Linked DNA regions of Mus musculus: region 1 is linked to region 2. The links are chromatin loops, found by intact Hi-C in ENCODE. Cell type or tissue: heart. All regions are shown on one strand. Links, peaks and the distances in the headings refer to the core of each region. The heading gives the core; the rest is flanking DNA. Region 1 overlaps Ski (ski sarcoma viral oncogene homolog (avian)). Region 2 overlaps Morn1 (MORN repeat containing 1).

Region 1 (2,897 bases), core at 315-2,814, 120 kb after region 2:
CAGTGACCAGCGGACATTCCAGAGGAAGCCACAGCCAGCAGAGAGAGGGCTGGGAAGAACATCAATGCTCACAGCTCCAGCCAAGGGAAACATTCTAGGGCTTTCCAAGCACTCCAACTGGAAACGGGGTCCAGGTATCCCCCACGACATATGCGCAAGAGCAGCCTTCTTCAGAGCCCTCGACGAGATGGATAAGCAAAGAACTGTACTAAGGACAATCCAACCTTCCCTTCTGCAACCATGGAGATCTGGGCACTGGGGCCTGCCCGCAGTGACTGCTCACTTCCAGTGAATCAGCCTTCCACGCCCACTGCCCAGAGACCCAGCTGTGATCAGCCCCCACTCATTCCCAGAAGCCAGAAACAAAACACACCATGCCACCACAGACAGCTCCCACAGTGCACACAAGAGCCTGGGTGGCTATGGTGTGGCACCTCATCCCCTGTTACTGAAGTCCTGGCATTCTTTCAGGCATCAGAAGCCAAAAAAGTAAAATCAGAGACGCCAAACAGCGCAACAGATCTTGGGTGACTCTGGGCTCTTGCCAAGATCCCTTTATCTGTTTCCACACAAACAGGTCAGTGACTCAAAAGAATGTAGACAAGCATAGCCAAATCTACTCACAGGACACTTGGTCAGTACCAAGTACTGTAACCAGGTGCACATGTCCCTTGAGGGCCACAGGCTTCTGCCCTGACTTTACTATCATTCCACTTCCAAATCTTGGTCCTGTTTCAGGAATAAGAGGATACTGGCAGCTGTGAGTCTAGAACCCAGGGATCTCTAGGCAGTAGCACAGAAGCTTGGGGACAGGGCCTTATGTACAGAGAGAGCAGCTCTGTGAGCAATCTGTACATGTAGTAAGCAATCTGTGAGCTTACTACGTGGTGGCCCTGGTGACAGGGGTGCTTCCAGAGGGTGACCCAGGATAACCTCTCAAAGTACCTCAAAAGGCAGCAAGATCGTCGGAGCACAATCCTTGATCTAGAAAAGGGACCAGAACTCCACGGGGTCACAGGAGAAGGTGGGAGACACTCTTGATGGAGTAGTGTAGACAAGTCAGCATGACAGGATCCATCAGTGGCTACAGTGGCTACTGACCACACAGAGCACCAGGGGCAAAGCACCTCTCAGCCGCCATCTACCTGACACCCAGCTCCACGCTTCCTTTCTCTTCCCTGGCGCCAGGGAGAAGGCAAGAGAGGCTCCCCTCACTGCTCAGCTCTTCTAGATCTCACAGAAGTAACTTAGCTTTGATTCAAAACAAAGAAACTTTTAAAAAACATTTCAGTTGAAACTTGCATAATTCTTCTGAAGGAGAAACCTTGCCTCAACTTTCGCAATCCTTAGAAAGAGACACTGTTGCAGAATCCAGCCCCAGCCATGGCCACCTCGCCTCCTGCCAGACAGCAGGGCAGGCAAACCCCTCAACCGCAGCCTCCTTTCTGGGGCTGCAAAGACAGAGGCTCCGACCTGGGGGGGGTGGGGGGGGGGGATGGAGAGGCTCTGCTCTAGGGCAGGGCTGGGTTCACACTTGGCCCAGACTTCCTCACCCTCTACATCCTGTCTGCCCTTAAACACTTCAGACAGACATTACACAAACCAGCTGCAGGGGAGGTTGAGAAACGGCAGAGAGTCAATGACCTTACTCTTGGAAGCTTCTTGATGACGGGGCCTTCAGTGGGCATCCGGGGACAAAGGTGAGGGCTACTCAATGACCCTGCTTCCTCCAGATGGTGAGGGACCCAAATGGCTCCCAGAGGAGCCCCAGAAGGTATCAAGATTGATGGACAAACAGCCTGAAAGGCTATGCTGTAAGAACGTGGCCCTCTCAGAGGTGGGCTTCCACCAACACTCATTAACCCCTCCACGCACAGCTGGCTATGGTGTCCTAGAGACCACTCCCAAACTGCTGTCCCACTCTCGGAAGACCTACTGGCCTTGGACTGGAACCACCACCTGGCAGCCATCCTAGACCCAGAGAGCACCCTTCTTTCCTGGACCAGGGCCTGACCTCCGGGTCATATTCTTGGCCCACGCATCTGAAGGGGAAAAATCAATACCAACTCTAAGAAAGTTGAACACTCTTCAAAAAGAACCCAGTGAACTAAGTGCAGTTGACCTTTTGAAGAACCACCAAGACCTGCAGGTGTCCAGGAGACAGGGTCCCAGCTTACTGGCACTGTCCTCTCCTAAGGCAATCTTCCTGGAAGGAAAAACCCCAACTGGGCAGTGATACACGACTGTGATCCCACCTCTCGGGAGACAAGGCCCTATCCCAAGAAAACCAAAAGAGCAAATCACAGTCCACTCAGAAGACTCCTGAACCTAGCACACCACACCAGCTCTGCACCCTACAGCCACAGCCATGTCCTAAACACACCCAGGGCTCAGTGCTCCCTAAAAGCTGACCATCTGACTAGGTGTGGAACTAAGAACCGTGCCGTCAGTCCTGCTGTCCCACTCTGAGGAACCCCGACAAGTCTACATTAAGTGGTGTCAGGTGCCAGAACAAAGTCCCGAGAATCCAGGCTTCAGAACAGAGATGCCGTAACCTACAACAACCCAAGTCACTCCACACCAAAGCCCACTTCTCAGACCCACAGGGAGGATCCTGTTCTAGCCAGGAGGAGACCGGAAGGAGACTTCGGTGGCTGGCCTGAAAAGACAGCTGCTAGTAACTACCAATCTTCCTGTGGGACATCAGCCAAGTCCCACAGGTACACAGAGTGGCAGGCAGCTCAAAGGGCCACTGCCCATTTTCCTTTTTATGCAGATACCCTGACTCTGTGGGAAGCCCAACAGCTACCAAGCAAGCCAAGAGTAAGAGAGAACTGTCCAGGAAGCTACTGGATGGAAGGGAAGGTTCTGAGGCGCCCCCTTCCATCTGTGCCCTG
Region 2 (2,897 bases), core at 180-2,679:
GCTGTCCTGGGACAGGGCTGGGCCTGGTTCCACCACTCCTGGGCTGATGGCAAGCCAACTCCACCAGGAAGTAAGAGCTTAAGGCCCTGGGATTGGCTTCTTGGCAATTCCAGTTGTCACAGGTGAGGCCCTGAACCCCAAGTGTTGCTGCTTGCTTGACAGTGATGTGAGACCTGCTGGGGGGTTCCAGCAGGAAGGAAGGACAGGTTTAGGCCTCTAGACTCCCGAGAGTCAGACTTCCTCAGCCATTTCTTTCTCGTCGTATCATAGTTAACCAGGATGATGCGATCATATTTTTCCAGATTTCTCAAATGGCAGATTGACAACTGGAAGGAGCTGGCCCCTGGAAGCAGGATGAACCCAGCCCAGTTCATGCAGAACTGGGAAGAAGGGTAGCCACAGAGCTACTGGGGGGAGGGGACTCCTGGAGGAAATTGACCAGATGCTGTGACCTCAGAGAACAAAACCCTACTTCTCCTGAGCCTTCAGCTCCCTCTGCCGACTGCTGACACTGTCCACTGACTAGGGAAAAAGGTTCAGGGGGCCTGGCTCCTTAATGGAAATGGAGTGGTGTATGACAACTCCCACAGAACTATAGGGCCACAGAGAACACTGCATGGGTGCCCAGACCTGTATACACAGGATGCCCAGCCCTGAGTGCAGAACAGAAGAGTTATGCTTGGGTAGATCTCAGCCCACGCCTGAGTACGGTCCCTATAGCTGTGATAAAACATCATCACCAAAAGCAGCTTGGGAAGGAGAGGGCTTTTATCACGTTACACTGCCTGGTAAAGGCCCATCACGGGGAAGTCAGGACAGGAACCCGAGATGGGAACCTGGAAGCAGGAACTAAATCAAAGGCCTTGAGAGAACGCTACTTACTAGCTTGTTCCCCAAGGCTTTGTTCAGCTTTCTTACAGCACCCAGTACCACCAGATGAGGGGTGATACTTCCCACAGTGAGCTGGGCCCTCCCACATCAGTCAGCCATCAGCACTGTCTTCAGGTTAACGCTGTGGCAGTATTTTCTCAGCTAGGATTTGCTCTTTGCCAATGATCCTCTCTTGTGTCAAGTTGACATAAAAACTGTCCCATAGGACTGCTCTGGTCAGGGCTGTTGGGGGTCTGTGTGGACACTGCCCCCTGCTGGCCTAGAATCTGCCTCTGAGCTGTGCCTGAGACAGTCTGCATACCATCTGTACCTGCTGTTGTGACCACTCACCATTCTGGCTCCTCCCCGTCTGGGGGCTCATCCTCAGAAGTCCTGCCTTGACAGCCTGTCCAAAGCAGGATCAATTTCCAGGTGCGATGGGAGAGTACAAGGTAATGAGGACCTAAAGGAGTCACTCACTTCCTGTCTGGCCTGCACACAAGGGTCTTGTTTCCAGGGAAGAAGACCAGGGCTGTCAATCACCTCCTACCTACTAGATACTTCCAAACCTTCCGCTCATGGATTCACACGAACTATCCCACACTTCTGTGAAGGGACTGTTTGCCATATTTTATAAATGGGAAAACGGAGGCCCAAACACGGTTTCCCAGTCCAGAAAGGGGCAGAAGAGCTTGTGGCCTCAACACCCAGGCTTGATCCATATACCTGACCCTCTTTCCCTGGGATTTGGGAAAGGCCTTGCCCCAGTGGGTCCCTCCAGAACCCATCACATCAATGAATGAGCTGCCGTTGACAGCCCAGAAAGATAACATCACCACCACCACTTGGGCAGGAAGAATAATGAAAAGTTTTGCCCAGTTCCCGGAGGTGATTCTGTTCCACATGTCCTCAGACATCCAGTAGGGCTTCTTCACTGCTGGCCACTAACCATCCGTGGCTGGGGTTTGGGGCTCTGCCCAGGCCTTCCTTTCTGCAACCTGAAATTTGTGGTGTGCCTCACTTTCATCTGCACCAGCCTACAGAATGTCCACCAGGGGGCAGTCAAGACCTGCTCACCAGCAGCATGCCCAGCCTTGGATCCTTGTTCCAAGTTTGGCTCTAAGGCAGGCAGCAGGGAGGCCTTGAATGCCTAAGCAGTGCACACAAGACTGCCACACAGGCTAAAACTGCTCAGGTTGCCGTGGCTTCTCCTCCTGAAGTCAGAACCTTGAACTCCACAAGACTCACAAAGGTACCTTCCTCAGGAGTAGGGTTGGGGGTTGTGTATCCTTCAGCTCAATTCTCAATAGCCCAGTTCCCAGCATCCTGTGGCTGGACAGCAGGAGCAGTGTCCAGGGGAGGGGACAAATCGGCCTCTGGCTTAGACGTGCTGACTGCACCAGAAAAACAATAGCATGAGCTGAAGCAGCCACAAAGGAGTGACCAAAGGACAGACGCACATTCGGACAGAAAGGCCGCAAACCAGCCACTTTTTTTTTTTTTTTTTTTAATTTTCATGGGAAGGCTAAAGAACTTTCTTCCTGGATCTTTTGGACACTGAACAGAAAAGGTACCCAGGTCCAAGAGGACAGGTGACGCCATCTGGAAATCAGGACTTAGACACCATGGGTATCCACAACTGCCGGCCTAACACAACTCTTACTGACCTGCGCTGCAGAGGCAGCAAGAGGTCTCACTTGCCGCCCAAGTGAGAGAAGGTAACCCTGGGCTGTCACTCAGCCCTCATTAGCCAAGGGAGGCAGAGTTTCCTGAGGCTTGCTTAGCCAATGACCATCTGCACCGAGCTCTCCCACGCATGGGCCACTACCTGCATGGAGTGGGGACATCAGCCAAGGGAGGCTGTGGGGTGGGAACAGTCATCAAATCTGCTTCCTCCGGGCACCACTGTTCTTTATGTTGCCATCAGTCACACACACAAACCAGAAGTGTACCATCTCGTCCTGTTTTAAGTGTCCAGTTTGGTGGCATTAAATGCTTAAATTACTGTGTGGCCATTACCACCATCG

What was found. Peaks named below come from ENCODE experiments on the same cell type or tissue, not always from the same donor. Only the 100,000 strongest peaks of a DNase experiment are listed, where the experiment ranks them.
Region 1: it touches region 2 in a loop (4-fold over the local background); 1 of 42 quality-filtered maps calls a loop at or near these places.

What each region holds. Positions count from the first base shown.
Region 1 is chr4:155,215,973-155,218,869 of GRCm38, forward strand. All of the region lies in intron 1 of Ski (ski sarcoma viral oncogene homolog (avian)), which reads right to left. Among named protein-coding and RNA genes, the nearest start is that of Ski, 5.1 kb to the right of the region's middle. In heart, for the core only: no CTCF peak of the experiment used is centred there; DNase peaks (open chromatin) are centred at 1,829 and 2,289; H3K4me3 peaks cover 2,059 bases; H3K27ac peaks cover 1,086 bases.
Region 2 is chr4:155,093,512-155,096,408 of GRCm38, forward strand. The region is part of intron 6 of Morn1 (MORN repeat containing 1); the gene reads left to right. Among named protein-coding and RNA genes, the nearest start is that of Morn1, 8.4 kb to the left of the region's middle. In heart, for the core only: a CTCF peak has its summit at 1,137 (motif pointing left); DNase peaks (open chromatin) are centred at 1,220 and 1,930; H3K27ac peaks cover 557 bases.